Regions from separate parts of the Homo sapiens genome. Here region 1 is linked to region 2. A link is a contact called in ENCODE Hi-C or POLR2A ChIA-PET data. All regions are on one chromosome and are shown on one strand. Each heading gives the region's core, a stretch centred on a gene start or an enhancer-like site at or near the end of the contact. The rest is flanking DNA. Distances are from core to core; before and after follow the strand shown.

Region 1 (6,787 bases), core at 3,910-6,409, 52 kb before region 2:
GCTATGTTCACATCTGTGAATAGCCACTCTCACTCTCACTCTTGGCAACATAGTGAGACCCTATCTCTAAAAGAAAATAAAGTCCTTGCCGGGTAGTTAACGAGGGATTGAAAATGACCCATAGGATCAAATGTTCCCTAAAGAACAGATAACTTTTGGAGAATAAGAGAGGCCGAAGAAAAAAGAGAAAAGTGAGACAAAAGTCCACACTGGAGATGATGGAAACGTTCTTACATGTGGGTTATGTCTCATCTCTCAACAACAAACTCTCTTAACCAGTTTTCAAGATTTGAAATCTGTGAGTTCCTAGAAAGAAAAGACATTTGTTCATCAATTGCTCTGGATAACTCTGAGCATAATGAGGTGCCCATGAAAGGAGCTTGTGGAACATGCATGAAAAATGCTCTACGGGTCCCCAGGAAATGGAACTGTGTGGATTCAAGGCTTTGTCTCTCACTGCCCATCCTGGATGAAGATGTTCTCCCAGCACTTCAAGGCGTGACTGAACGTAAGGGCATGTAAAGACAATTCCTCAATTAACAGAAGTGGTTTCTGGTTGGCTAAGGGGCATGGGGACTTACCCTTGACAGAAGCCCATGAACAGGCTATGTCAACAATGATAAGGCATTCCTATAAACTGTGGGGAAGGGCTCTCTATGGAAAGGAAATGACAATGTGTGTTTGCGCTTTAAAAAAGAACATAAGAACAACTCTTTCTTTTAACTTGTGTTTCCCCAAGTTGCCTGCTCACGGTCACGCTGGTGAAAATCAGGCACCTTGTAAGGATAGACAACCAACCAACCGCAAACTGCTGCCCAAGTATGCAGTGCTGAGCGTGGCCACTGTCTTACCAAGGTGTGGCACCAGGGAAAAGGAGTGGGGAAGGAAACCCTGAGACCCAGACTCACCCACTTCCACTGGCAAACCTTTGTGTGACCAGGAATGTTCTCTCCAAGTTTCTGTTTCTCTGTTTGTGAAATTTGAGGTTGGAGTTGGCTAAAACTAAAAGTGTTCAGCTTTTTCCTTGATTATAGAAATAATAACTACTCATTGTAGGGAATACAATAAAGCTGGAAGAAGAATATCAAAAACATTGATAATCTTGCCACCTCGAAGTAACCACTGTTATCATTTGGTATATTAATTTTAGGCAATTGTCCTCAAATACATGTATTAACATATTTTTTATAAATAGCTACTCTTTCAAATTCTTTGCAGTTCTAAGGCTTTACTGCTGCAGGAAAGGCGGGTTTCAATTTTGCATTTACAGAAGCACTTTTGATTTAAAGATACTGCTTACTCTCACTTTAAACATGTCAGTACTGTACATTTCAAATGTCCCATTGGATTTGAAGCCAAGTGTTTTAGATAGGATTCATTCAGAGGGTGAGTGGGAAAGGGGAGGACCTTGCTAGCCATATTGCACAAAGAAAAGTGGAGAGGGAAGGGGTACAGGGTTGCAAAGGTGCAAGAAGAAAGGCCCAGGAGAGAAACCAGAGGTAAGGGTGGAACTAGATCCTCCAGGGGGAGGTGGTAGAGAGAAGGAAGGAAAGGATCTTCTCTAGCCAAGCAATTCTCTTAAGACAGAACAGACTCTGAGTGGGTAAATAGCCCCTGGTAGAGAAAAGCATTAAGCCAGGGACCCAGAGACATGGTGAACTCCATCACTTAGGTGGTTTTGTGACTTTGGCTGGGTTATGGAACCTCATCGAGTTTCCATGTCTTCATCTGCAAAATGTGGGCAGCAGGTCCTGCTCAGTCGCCACACTGTGGCTGGTATGATACGGCGGATCTAGCCCATGAAAGCTGTAGGCAGGTTCCAGGGCATGCCCAAGGGCAAGTTATTCTCACTGCCATGAGGAGGGAGGTCCCATCCTGGCCTTTATTCATTTTCCTTCTCAAGTATTTATGCAATTGCGTACCAACAAAAGGGACTTTGTGCACAGTAGCTTTTCTCACCGGTTTTGTTCCTCCCTTAGAAACCACATGGTTGTCAGGCAAAGGTTAAAGCTGACAGGGGGATCGTAACAGATGCCAGGGAACATCCATGAGGCGCTGAGCACTGGGGCTGCGCAGACTCTGATTTGTGCTCCTCCCACTGCAGAAACAATCTCACCCAACAGTCCTGCTGGAATCCTGTTCCCAATCATCAGGTTGGTCCACTCATGGATGGATTTAAAATGATCCTAGAGGCCTCCCGGGCCATCCAGGCTGACAAGCTGGTGTTGTCAGGCCACTGGGTGGAGGTTTGGGGGCTGGAGAGGAGGCTCGGGTGAAGTCTCGGGGACCCCAGTGTGTGGGGAGGCGGTGGTACCCTCAGCACCAGCCCTGCACCCAGAGTTACTTCCCACACTAGAGAAATAGACGCCGGAGTGCAGGTGTGCAGAGACTTGCCAAGCTATCCAAACAGTGCCAAACCTGTCTGCAAAAGACTCATCCAGGCCATTGGTTTAGATTTCACCACAGTTGGGAGTATGATTTCCTGTAGCCATGCGGGAAAGAGACCTGACTGGAAGCAGCCAGCTCCAGCCCCCAGCATGAATCCCAGTGATAAAGGGAGTGGCTACAGCCACACACGATCCTCCCAGGGTCACACAGCATTATTCATAATAGCCAAAAAGTGGACCCAATCCAAATGTCTATAAATTAATGAATGGACAAACAGAATAGGGTATGTCCATACAATGAAATATATATGTAGTTATAAAAAGGACTGAATTACTGATATGGGTTACAACATGGATGAACCTTGAATATGTATGAACCTTATAGTACGTAGATCATACTTTAATTTTTAGAAAGTACAAAAAGTAACAGTCTTATTAAAATTAACATCACTCTTAAACTTGATTGGGTAAATTAATTAATTAACCAGGCCATATCTCTCTTCCTCAAGACACAAAACAAATGCAAGCTTAGTTCACAATATCCTATGCAATGTAGTATGACTGATCTTAGACTTACTTATTGCAGAATCTGTTTAAAAAGAAGTCAGAATGTAACTAGCAAAAGTTACTTCATGTTAAAAGAAGATGGAAATAGCCTTCCAATGAGAGAAGATATGTTTTTGTTTTTTAACTAAAATCTGAGGATAATTTTTTAATTAAAAAACCCTCTGATTTTTGTGAAGTGACTGTTTTAGCCAGCTGAATAAATTACTTTCTTTTTCTTGTCCCCTCCACTCAAAATATGTTTCAGATATATTATAGTTAAGTCAATAAATAGTGAAACCAGATGAAAATATAGGCGTATGTCTGTCTTATCTCTGGATTGAGAAGATAATTCTCAACATTCACTCCCACAAGAAAGGAAAGGAAAGGAGACAGGGGAGGGGAAGAAAGAAAGGAAAGAAGGATGGAGAAAGAAAAAGAGAGGGAAAGGAAGAAAGGAAAGAAAAAAGAAAGAGAAAAAAGAAAGAATCAAGGAGAAAAAGGTTGACAAATTTAATTATATTAAAAATAGTTATCTGTATATCAGCATATATAATAAACAATTAAAAAGCAAAGCAAAAGCTTGGCTTATCATTTGCTAAGAATTTATAAAAGATAATATACTTAACTTATAATGAATTTAAATACAGCAATAAAAACTCTAGTATCCCAATGGTGAAATTAGAAATTTTGAATAGAAAAAACACAGGATAGAAAAGACATGTGATTAATTTGAAAATGTTGAAACTTCCTAGTAACAAAAACGCAAATTAAACTGACAACAAGAGACTATTTCTCATTTGTGAAATTAGTGAAGATTAAGAAAGAGATAATGCTTCCCTGTGGATTTCTCAGAGCCTTTATTTTCCCTGGAGGTATTTTAATTTTCTTTGAATAGTTCATGTGTATTGAGTTAATTCTCAAGTATATTATTTCCTTTTTGCTGCTATTACATGAACAGATTCTGGGCTCACACTGAGCTGGGTTAAAACCCAAGCTGTGTAATTCACTCTGTGTGTGTGTGTGTGTGTGTGTGTGTGTGTGTGTGTGTGTGTTGGGGGGGGCGGTGTGTGATGTTCAGTGTTACTTAATCTCTCTGAGGCTTAGTTTCCACACATATCTGCAAAATGGGGATCATTACAGTACCCATCTTACAGCAGTGTTGTATGGAAATTATATAGATAAAGCTTTAGGGGAGGTGTCTGCACATGATATACAATAAATGGTAGTTAATACAATGGCGCAGTGGCCAGGATGAGGCTCTTTCAATATCTTCCCATTCCTCTAAAATTAATACTTGTCACTAAGACTCTGATGCATTTTTGTTGCTTTTTATAATAATGTGATTATATACCTTGAATTTGGCAAAAATCAACAAAAATTTATTTAAGAAAATAGTTAAGTTCAGCAAGATTATAGGATGTTACCTATAAACGTAAAAATCAACAGCATTATTTAATGTTAGTAATGGAACAGAAACTCATTATCTTCCTCTATCATAACAGCTACAAAAATTAAATAGATGAGAATTACATAATTCAATAAACATAAGAGCCGTTCAAAATTATATAACCCTAATAGGAGAAATGAAGAAAGATTTAGATAAATGGAGAGAGAGAGAGAGAGAGCTCATGGTCTCCTAATTGGTAGATTAGAAATTCTATCCATGAAAATATTCTTTAATTTACTATCAATATTTAATGTAATTCCAATTAAAGTAGGGACATAACTGTGAGGAATTAAGTTAGATCTAATTAGTCCAATTTTTCTGAAGAAGGAGCCAGTGATCTGTAATGAGAATTACAAATCTTTTCATGCTCTAATATTTAAGTTACTAATGTGGAAATTGAGGATTAATCCTTTAATTTAGTTTTGGTGCGATGGCGTCATGAGGAACTAGTCACTTATGAATTCACTCAAATTTTAGTTAATTGAAACAAGAATTTACCTGGAAGAAATGGGGATCTCTTATGTTCAGTGTTATAATCGCTGGAGCACTCAGTGCATTAATTCTGTAACCCATTTTGCCTAGTGGTCTGCAGTCGACATGGATTGTGCAGCATCTGATGTCACCAGATGATACCAGTCGTGGGAACAAAAGTGGCTGAGCTCAGACCACTGCTCTGTCCCTAAGTGCTTGGTGCAGAGCTCAACTCTCCCTCTGGGATGCAGAACAGGGCGACTTATCTGGTAGCCCGGAATACCAGATGGCCTGGCCATGCCCCAAAGGAACAAAGGCAGCCAGTCCCGGTCCTAGCACAGTGCCCAGAGCTCAGAGGAATGTGTGACAGGCAAGGACCCTGGATTCCCTCATCGACTGTCATCCTTAGAGGAGCAAGATGCACTCTCTCCTTCTGGCCAGGAACCTTTCCTTCTGTAGCTTTTCTGCAATTAAACAAGTTCATGGAGAGGAGAGATTTTCCTACTCAGCCTGGTTCACTAAACGGAGTGCTTGAAAAAAGCTTGAAAAAATTTAAATAATTCTGAGCATCCACTCAACTTCCCATTCATATTTGCTGTTACTTAAGCAAAGCAATGCAGGCCCGAATTTCAGGGAAGACGGCTTTTGAGATAAACTGACTTCTTTCTGTTAACTAAATATTTCCTTACCATTTGCCTTCAGGTACTGATTTATTTACCTTAGAGTATAGCTTTTTAAATGCTGATCTTTTAATTGCCTCATGTAAATGATGTGAAATTCGGTTTACTCCTTTTATAACTCAGTAGACTTTATTTATGTCCTTTTTTATCTGATCTCGTTTAAAGTAATATAATGATTGTTATTGAAGACTTTAAAATATTCTGCCCTCAAAAAATTTTAATGAAGTTGAAGGCAAAAACATTTACACATGAGCACTTCAAACAATAAAGAAGATTTATATACATTCCACACACATACCTATAGATACACACATTCACCACCACCACACACCCACATATGTATATGTATATAAACAAAACAATGTGCTATAATTTACACAATTACTAGTGCAGACATGAAGAAAATGATAGATGCAATGTGGGAGTTAGTCTAGGAAATCCCTCCCTTCCTTCTTCCCTTCATTCCTTCCTTCCTTCCTCCCTCCCTTCCTTCCTTTCTTCCTTCCTCCCTCTTTCTTTCTTTCTTCTTTCTTTTTCTCTTTCTTTCTCTTTCTCTTTTTCTCTTTCTTTCTGTCTTTTTCTTTCTCTTTCTCTTTTTTCTCTCTCTCTTTTTCTTTCTCTCTCTCTCTTTCTCTCTTTCCTTCCTTTCTTTCTTTCTCTCTCTCTCTCTCTCTCTTTTCTTCACAGGGTCCTGCTCTGTTGCCCTGGCTGGAGCGCAGTGGCTTGCTCTTGGCTTATTGCAGCCTTGACCTCCTGGATTCTCTTGCCTCAGTCTCTCAAAGTGCTGGGATTGCAGGTGTGAGCCACTGTGCCTGGCCTAGAGTCAAGTTTTAAAGAGAATGATGAACATTATTTATTATACAACTTAAAAGACAGAAGATTGGGATGTCAGGTCTACATGTTACCACAAAAGATAAGAATAATACAAAAACAAAAGAAAAAACTAAAAAGACCGAAGATCATTCTATTTTCCTAGTTTGCATATTTATGAAATCTGAAGACTAAATACAGCCAACAGGGCCAGCCATGAGGTGCCTCCCTTCACACCAGTATTCTTGATTTGCTCCTCCACTTTTAAGGGGGTGGGAGGGCAGGAGGAGGAGCCTGTCAGGGAACCAGAGCGTCGCACTGGGTGGGAGGTTGCAGCTGTGGGGCTGAATGCTGCTGCTTACTAGCTGTGCGATTTGGGTTAGGCCATTTGTCCTTCCTGTGCTTAGCAGGGTACCTGGCACCAAGCAAGTGCCCCATAAACATGG
Region 2 (7,058 bases), core at 2,198-4,697:
CTGACTCCATGACATTAATCACTACACTTTTGCCATCAGGAATAAAATCTTCTCCCTCTAGCCCCGCATTTGAGGTCATTTCTCTCTCTCTCTCTCTTTTTTTTTTTTTTTTTTTTTTTTAAGATGGAGTCTTGCTCTGTCGCCCAGGCAGGAGTGCACTGGTGCGATCTCAGCTCACTGCAACCTCTGCCTCCTGGGTTCAAGCAATTCTCCTGCCTCAGCTTCCCAAGTAGCTAGGATTACAGCTGCACGCCACCATGCCCAGCTAATTTTTGTATTTTTTTAGTAGAGATGGAGTGTCACCATGTTGGCCAGGCTGGTCTCGAACTCCTGACCTTGTGATCTGCCTGCCTCGGCCTCCCAAAGTGCTGGGATTACAGGTATGAGCCACTGTGCCCAGACAGTCATTTGTCTTTATTATGGCCTAGAATGTTAAATATGTTTGCTCACCATAGAATTAACTTGAGAGCTACCCAATGTTGGGTTTCATTAGAAATCCTTGAGACCAGCAGCCACATTTTTAGTCCCTATGTCCTTTTAGCTTTATCCCATCCAGAAACAAAATAAATAGCTCTCCAGTAACCTATCCTATCATTTACTTTCACCAAAAGCAATAGATACATAAAGCTTTGCAAGTACAAAAACAGAAAATCACTGGAAAATAACTCAATTCTTTTCCACTGGAAAGGTTAGCATGTAAGCTAAATCTAGAGAGGAATATAATTCTTCCCCAAAGAGACATGTTCTGTCCTATCAACTTCCGCTATAAAAATTATCCAAAACAGCACTACCGCAAAAGGTATTAGGCATAGTCACTACACTTTCCCTAGAAATGATGGCTTCATGCATCTTCACGCTTCATGCATCCTCATTATCTATTGCTATATAACTAGTCACCGCAAGACTCAGTGGCTTAAAACAATAATCATTTTATTATTGCCATGGTTTCTGAGTGTCTGGAATTCAGGAAGGGCTTGGCTGGGTTGTTCTGGCTCAGAGTCTCAAATGTGGTTGCAGCCAGATGGTAACTGGAACTGGAACAAAAGGCAGAGTGTGTGGGGGTGGGGAACGGGAAGGTATGGCTGGAACAGCTGGAGACTGCTACGGTATCTCTCTCTTTCTTCATGTAGCTTCAGGGCTTTGTCATGTGATCTGTTTGCCCGGGGCTAGTTTGGGTTTCCTCATAGCATGGTAGCCTCAGAACAGTCTAACTGCTTGCATGGCAGCTCAGCACTCCAGCAAGAATGTACCAGACAGCAAGGTGGAAATTGCACTATCTTTTTCTTTCCAAATTATCCTCAGAAGTAATGCAGTATTATTTCTGCTGCATTCTATTGGGTACAAGTGAGACACAAACCCACTCAGACTCAAGAGACAGGCATTCAACTTTACCTCTTGATAAGGAGGTGCCTAGGAGAAGGTGTGGGATGGGTGATGACATTGTGGCTATGTTTAGAAAAATACAATCTGTCCCACAGACTGAAGTTAGCAATGCACTGGAAATCTCACAGAGGGGGAAGCCATTCCCATTCTCATTTTTCACATGTATAAACCAAGGCGAAGCATTTCTAAGCTGCTTGTGGTCACACAGAGGCAGGGAAGAAACTATCACATGTGTTACTTTGACATATATACAACTTTAATGATGAATATAATGTATGAAAATTACTTTTTAAAGTATAAAATACGGCATCATTTATGGTAGTCATTCATTACAATTTGAAAACATCTCTGAAAAGTTTATCTCTGAAAGTTTGACATATTACCAAGGAGAATGAAGCTCTCCTTGGAAAGTTTAATCCACTCAACTTGATCTTCCCTGGGAAAGTATTTGGGTATTTCCTAGTCTCATATAATAGAGAACTTGGCAAGTAAAAATGATAGCCAACATTGGCCTTGCACAATGTTCCCCACTGAAATAGCCAGTACGCTTATGGATAAGAAATGCTTGCCTTGGGCTGGGGTTTAGAAAACATAGGCCTGTGGATGGGAAAAGGCAACAGTTCTTGTCCATCTACTGTCCACTGAAAGGATGTCCTGCCTGGCAGCACAAAAGCATCTGCAAACTGAATTTCCCCATTTCCTCTCCGGAGTTCAGTCAACTCTCATTTCACTTCATCCTGGGTTTTGCCCATTTTAGTTCTGATTTTTTTATTAAAGGTTGGGTTTTTTAGCATATGAAAGTTCTTATGTTAGGACATTTAATTAGTGGTGGAATGTCATTAGTTTTCTTTTGCTCTGGTGTGTGTGTGTGTGTGTGTGTGTGTATGTAGAGGGGTGAGAACATTGACTAGCTGAAATGCTTAGATTCACAAACTCGTTTCTTCTGATTGCAGCTTTGCTTGCACGTTGTCTGCCACTTTCTGCTCCTTTTGTCATCTATTTTCTTTACTGGATCGTGAGTGAGAGTTGATGTAGGCAGGGGACAGCGTGTGGGTGGTTAGCCAGGTTTCTTGATTCAGATGCGCCCTCTACCGTTGATAGAGTGAAGTGTAATTTCTTTATTGTGCTTACTCTGGAAGAGGGGAAGCATGTCTGATTTTGCGGTTTTCTTTGATCTCTGAAGGACCCTTTATTTTATTCTTTTTGCCTTCTTTCTGGATATCACCAAGTCTCCAAGGGGCAGTGCCCTTCCTAGTTTCCCTCCTCTCTCCCAGTAACCTCGCCTTTCCTACGGCTGTAGCCTCCAGTCTCACACTGTCTGGTATTCCCACTCAGGATGGGGCCTGTCCTTCCAGGGGTAATGTGATCTGGGCTGCATCACCCCGGGCTATGCACACTCCTGCCCTTCTCCACTTGTCCTCTGTGGTCCCCGCCCAATGCTCTAGACAGGGGCGGGCTCCGGAGCCTGCCTGGCTGGACCTGGATACTTCTCTCACTACTTACAGGAAATTTGAAGTCTGTAGAATTTTGTCTCTTAGTAATCCTGAGGGCTTGTGTAAACAATGGTTTTATTTGCTCTATTTGTTGATTTGGGTAAATTTTTTTAAGTTATGGTAAGAGATTTGGATGCAGGCAACCACCATTATTCTACTGAAATTCAGAGTTCCCTATGTGTTTAAATAATAATGCCATTTACTGTGCTAAAACATCCATTTACCCAAATCTATTTGCTCTTCACAATACAAGCATTTCTTAGTGCAACAGTATATATAGCTTTTTAAACAAGGAACCCTTTGTAATAACTAAATGCATACACACACACATACACACACACACACATAATTGTTTAAATTCCTTTCTGACCACTATAGCATACTTGAAGCTACAATTCTTAGATATCATCAGCCATCACCAAAACAAGCAAACTTCCTACATCAACTGCATCAGCAAAGGGCACAGCACCCTTGATAGCATCTGCTGTCCTGAATAAAACTACAGGTTGCAGGAGTTGCTGGCAAAGCCGCATGTGATTTTCCAGTTGCCTTGGGGTAGCAGGCAATTGGCCAATTTCAAGCAGCGCCATCCGGTGCCACGTGCCAGCCCTGCTCTGACACACTGTGTCCGTCAGTGTCTCACTGTGCTAACCTGGCCTCGGCCCTGGAGTAGACACTGCAGGTGCTGCTCGTGTCCCCTCTTCCACGACAGCCTGCTGGACTCCACACAGCCAGCATCCCCGTCTCCTTGCCTGAGGGTTCCTCTGGCTCTTGGAATGAGCTTTTCCCAGGGAGAGGCCTGAAATGCTGGGAATCAGTTCCCAGACCCCAGTAGCCCTCAATCTACAACTGATGAGAGCGAGTGTGAACACCTGCCCTGCACCTCCCACACCTCCACCCCTCGTGGGATAGTCAGCTTCCCGGCAGGGGTAAGCTCTAGCTGTCCATGGGGTAAATTATTGATAATACACTCCATATTGTTGCCTCCCTCCCTTGCCTCACCTCCCCACTTTCCTAGGGGTTTCCTGGGACCGCCTTCCCCATCAACTACTTGCATTCTAATCAAATCCTTGTTCAGAGCCGGCTTCGGGAGGAATTCAGATCCAGACAGCTCCCCAGCTCAGGGCCTCACCTCCAGCCACCCAGAGCCTTTGCCTGGACAGGAATCACCCAGGTCAGAGACAGCCCCAGCTGGGTCCCCATCCAAACAGGGCAGGAATGAGAGGGGACGCCCAAAAACCTGGGGGTCTAGGGAAGCTCAGGAGAAGGCCCTGATGAGAGTTTGCAGAGAACCCTGGTGTGGCATGGCTGAGACTCAAAGGGGCAGTGATGGGGAAGGCCATCTACAGTCCATGACAAAGGCCTGTGCACACAGTAACTTCTCTGCTGATGTTTGTGGGATTAATAAATGAGCAGGAATTTAGTTTGAGAAAACCGTATGAATATAAACCCTGTTAAACACAGAAAGTTTTTCCAGTTACAACTCTAATATAACAAATATTTGTTGTGTTATGATCTGATACAGCAACACACTACCACCAGGATGAGCGAGAGCTGGGATTTATAGACTCCCACCCACCACCAACGTGGGGCACTCAAGAGAACCCACCACTGACCATAGGCGGCCGCTGCTTTGAATTCCTGGGTGGGGTCACATATTAAGAGAGATGGAAATGGTTTAAGCTTGTCTTCAGACACTCACTGTCCAAAGCTGCTAGGCATTCTAGGCTCCTCCTGTTGCAGGCCTGAGCTGGACAGCCAGCATACAGGTAGGCAGGGGATGCAGTCAAACCGTCAAACACCTGTTGAATGGCCATGAAGTCAATACATCTCTGTACCAGGTAGGAAATACCTTAATAATTAAGACAAGGGACAGATCAACTTGAGTGATGCTTTAGAAGAGGCCAGACTAGCACATGAAGCTGATGAGTTTGGTTCATGCCAAGTAGGAGGAAGGGAGGCATTTAGAACACAAGAGAAGATGCACATTTACAGGTAGAATCAGGCTTTTTCCAATTCTTGGGGACATCAGTTAATTAAATCAGCCGTTATTTTTAAACTTTGTTATTCAATAATAACATTTTAATAGTTATCTTTTTTTTTTTTTTTTTAAGACAGAGTCTCGCTCTGTCGCCCAGGCTGGAGTCCATCTCAACTCACTGCAAGCTCCACCTCCCAGGTTCAAGTGATTCTTGTGCCTCAGCCACCCAAGTAGCTGGGACTACAGGCGTGCATCACCACGCCTGGATAATTTTTGTAATTTTAGTAGAAGCGGGGTTTCACCATGTTGGCCAGGCTAATCTCAAACTCCTGGCCTCATGTGATCCACCCACCTCAGCCTCCCAAAGTGCCGGGATTACAGGCGTGAGCCACCACGGCTGGCTAACATTTTAAAATACGTATCTCATGCCTGACATTGGCTTAGGTGCTACGCATATGGCAAGGAACATATAGGCTTGATCTGGACCTTTCCTTCAAGAGTTTTAGTGGGAAAGACAGACCAATCTAGTGTGGTCAATCCATTGGATATTTCATGAATAATTCTCCATTCATCTTTGTCTGATACGGGCCTGTGGACCCTGGTCATGTGCAAGCCCAGATAAGGAAGGGTTAACTGTCTTGTCATTAACACCTCAAACAATAAAACAGATTTTTCAATTAGCGCTTAACTTAAAATGTAAAGCCAAATTACACTACCTTAGTAACCTACCATGGGAAATGGAACCATTCTTTGACGATGCATGGTCATCAATAACCTTCAGTACATATGTTTTAGGTTTCGTATTCCTAGCTGTAGGGGGCACAGTAATTGCAAGCACTGGGTTAATGAAGATTGGCCACAGATGGATACCTGGAAATACTTTTCTTGAAAAAAAAAAAAAAAGTGTATAATCTTCCTTCATAGCTCTTTGCCTCACTCATAAAAAGCTTGCTAAATAGGCCTTGCGCTGTGGCTCAGGCCTTCAATCTCACCACTTTGGGAAGCCAAGGCAGGTGGATCACTTGAGGTCCAGAGTTTGAGACCAGCCTGGCCAACATGGTGAAACCCCGTCTCTACTAAAAATATAAAAATTAGCCAGCTGTGGTGGTGGGTGCCTGTAATCCCAGCTATTTCAGAGGCTGAGGCAGGAGAATCACTTGAACCCAGAAGACGGGGGTTGCAGTGAGCAGAGAAATCGTGTCACTTGGTAAAGGGTACGCAGATGTCAGATTTCCTGAATGATGCAACACTCATGCTTTTCTAAACAGATCCCCAAAGCCAGGATACAAGGAGATTTCCTAACCTCCAGAAAGTCACCTATTGCAAAGTCATTATCGATGTTCTCTTTCTTGGCAATAATAAGCGAATTCTACACACTCCTTACAACATGTAGTCACTGCCCACTGAGCATCCATCCACGTGTCTTCTATGTCCCAGATGTTCTTGCATTGGGGAGGGTCTATGTGACTGAGTTTGGGCCAGTAAAATATGGATGGAAGTGACATATGCCACCCTCACTCATGGCATTTAAAGTGAGGTCACGTGTCTCCAGCCTTCTCTCCCTTTCTGCAATAGCCTTGTAAACTATATGTTCCAGATGACATGATACAAGATTAAAACAGCCTGGATCCCTGCATTATCACCTGGAGAAGAGCCACCCAACCAAGATCATGTGGTGGTTGTGGGTTTAGTGGCTCGCTGCAACCACTCTTTCATCTCTCTATTACTAGGAGAACTAAAATAAAATGAACTTCCTTCCTATTCTTCAAGACCTCTATTATTTACCTTGTTACATGTAAAGCCACAGCACAAATGCTGAGTGCACACCCCATGCCAGTTAAATTCAAGTATTATGTGGCATAGCTCCTTTAATCTTCTCCTTTGAAGCAGGTGCTATTCTTATTTTCATTTTACATATGAAGAAACTGAAGCCCAGAGAGGTTAATTAGTTTGCCCAGAAATCCCCAGCTTGTAAGTAGATTCACGAGGGTTGCAACAGAGGCCACCTAGCTCCAGAACATGTGTTTTTATTCACCACACTGTCCCACCTCTCCATCTGGCCTTTCGTTTCAGCACCAGTCATATTCTTGAGCACTAGGCATTTCCACTAACACAGTGTTGGCTGCTGGGTGGACTCATGGTGAGACCCTTGAGTCCCACTTGGCTTGCTCTACTTTAAGAGAAGCTCATTACATCCAGAT

Evidence for each region. Hi-C counts contacts between places; a loop is a spot of excess contacts on that map. ChIA-PET counts read pairs that join two places held with the same protein, here RNA polymerase II (POLR2A). Pooled maps may share reads with other maps.
Region 1: a map of posterior cingulate gyrus shows a loop between it and region 2 (2.6-fold over the local background). The contact joins two enhancer-like sites. A Hi-C loop is called at or near these places in 18 of 168 maps with a recorded cell type or tissue (B cell, GM12878, MCF 10A and 11 more), 12 of 37 single-sample maps with no recorded cell type and 22 of 50 pooled maps. POLR2A ChIA-PET finds 5 or more read pairs at or near these places in 6 of 52 experiments (AG04449, Caco-2, GM12878 and 3 more).

What each region holds. Positions count from the first base shown.
Region 1 is chr20:19,834,368-19,841,154 of GRCh38, reverse strand. The region is part of intron 2 of RIN2 (Ras and Rab interactor 2); the gene reads right to left. Among named protein-coding and RNA genes, the nearest start is that of RIN2, 80 kb to the right of the region's middle. RefSeq lists an enhancer at 2,275-2,776. Within about 2 kb of position 5,159, at least 5 of the 41 ENCODE cell types and tissues checked have a DNase peak (open chromatin) inside an H3K27ac peak, as active enhancers do; they include dorsolateral prefrontal cortex, heart left ventricle and heart right ventricle, where a contact is called at or near this core.
Region 2 is chr20:19,780,485-19,787,542 of GRCh38, reverse strand. The region is part of intron 1 of RIN2 (Ras and Rab interactor 2); the gene reads right to left. Among named protein-coding and RNA genes, the nearest start is that of RIN2, 26 kb to the right of the region's middle. Within about 2 kb of position 3,447, at least 26 of the 41 ENCODE cell types and tissues checked have a DNase peak (open chromatin) inside an H3K27ac peak, as active enhancers do; they include dorsolateral prefrontal cortex, heart left ventricle and heart right ventricle, where a contact is called at or near this core.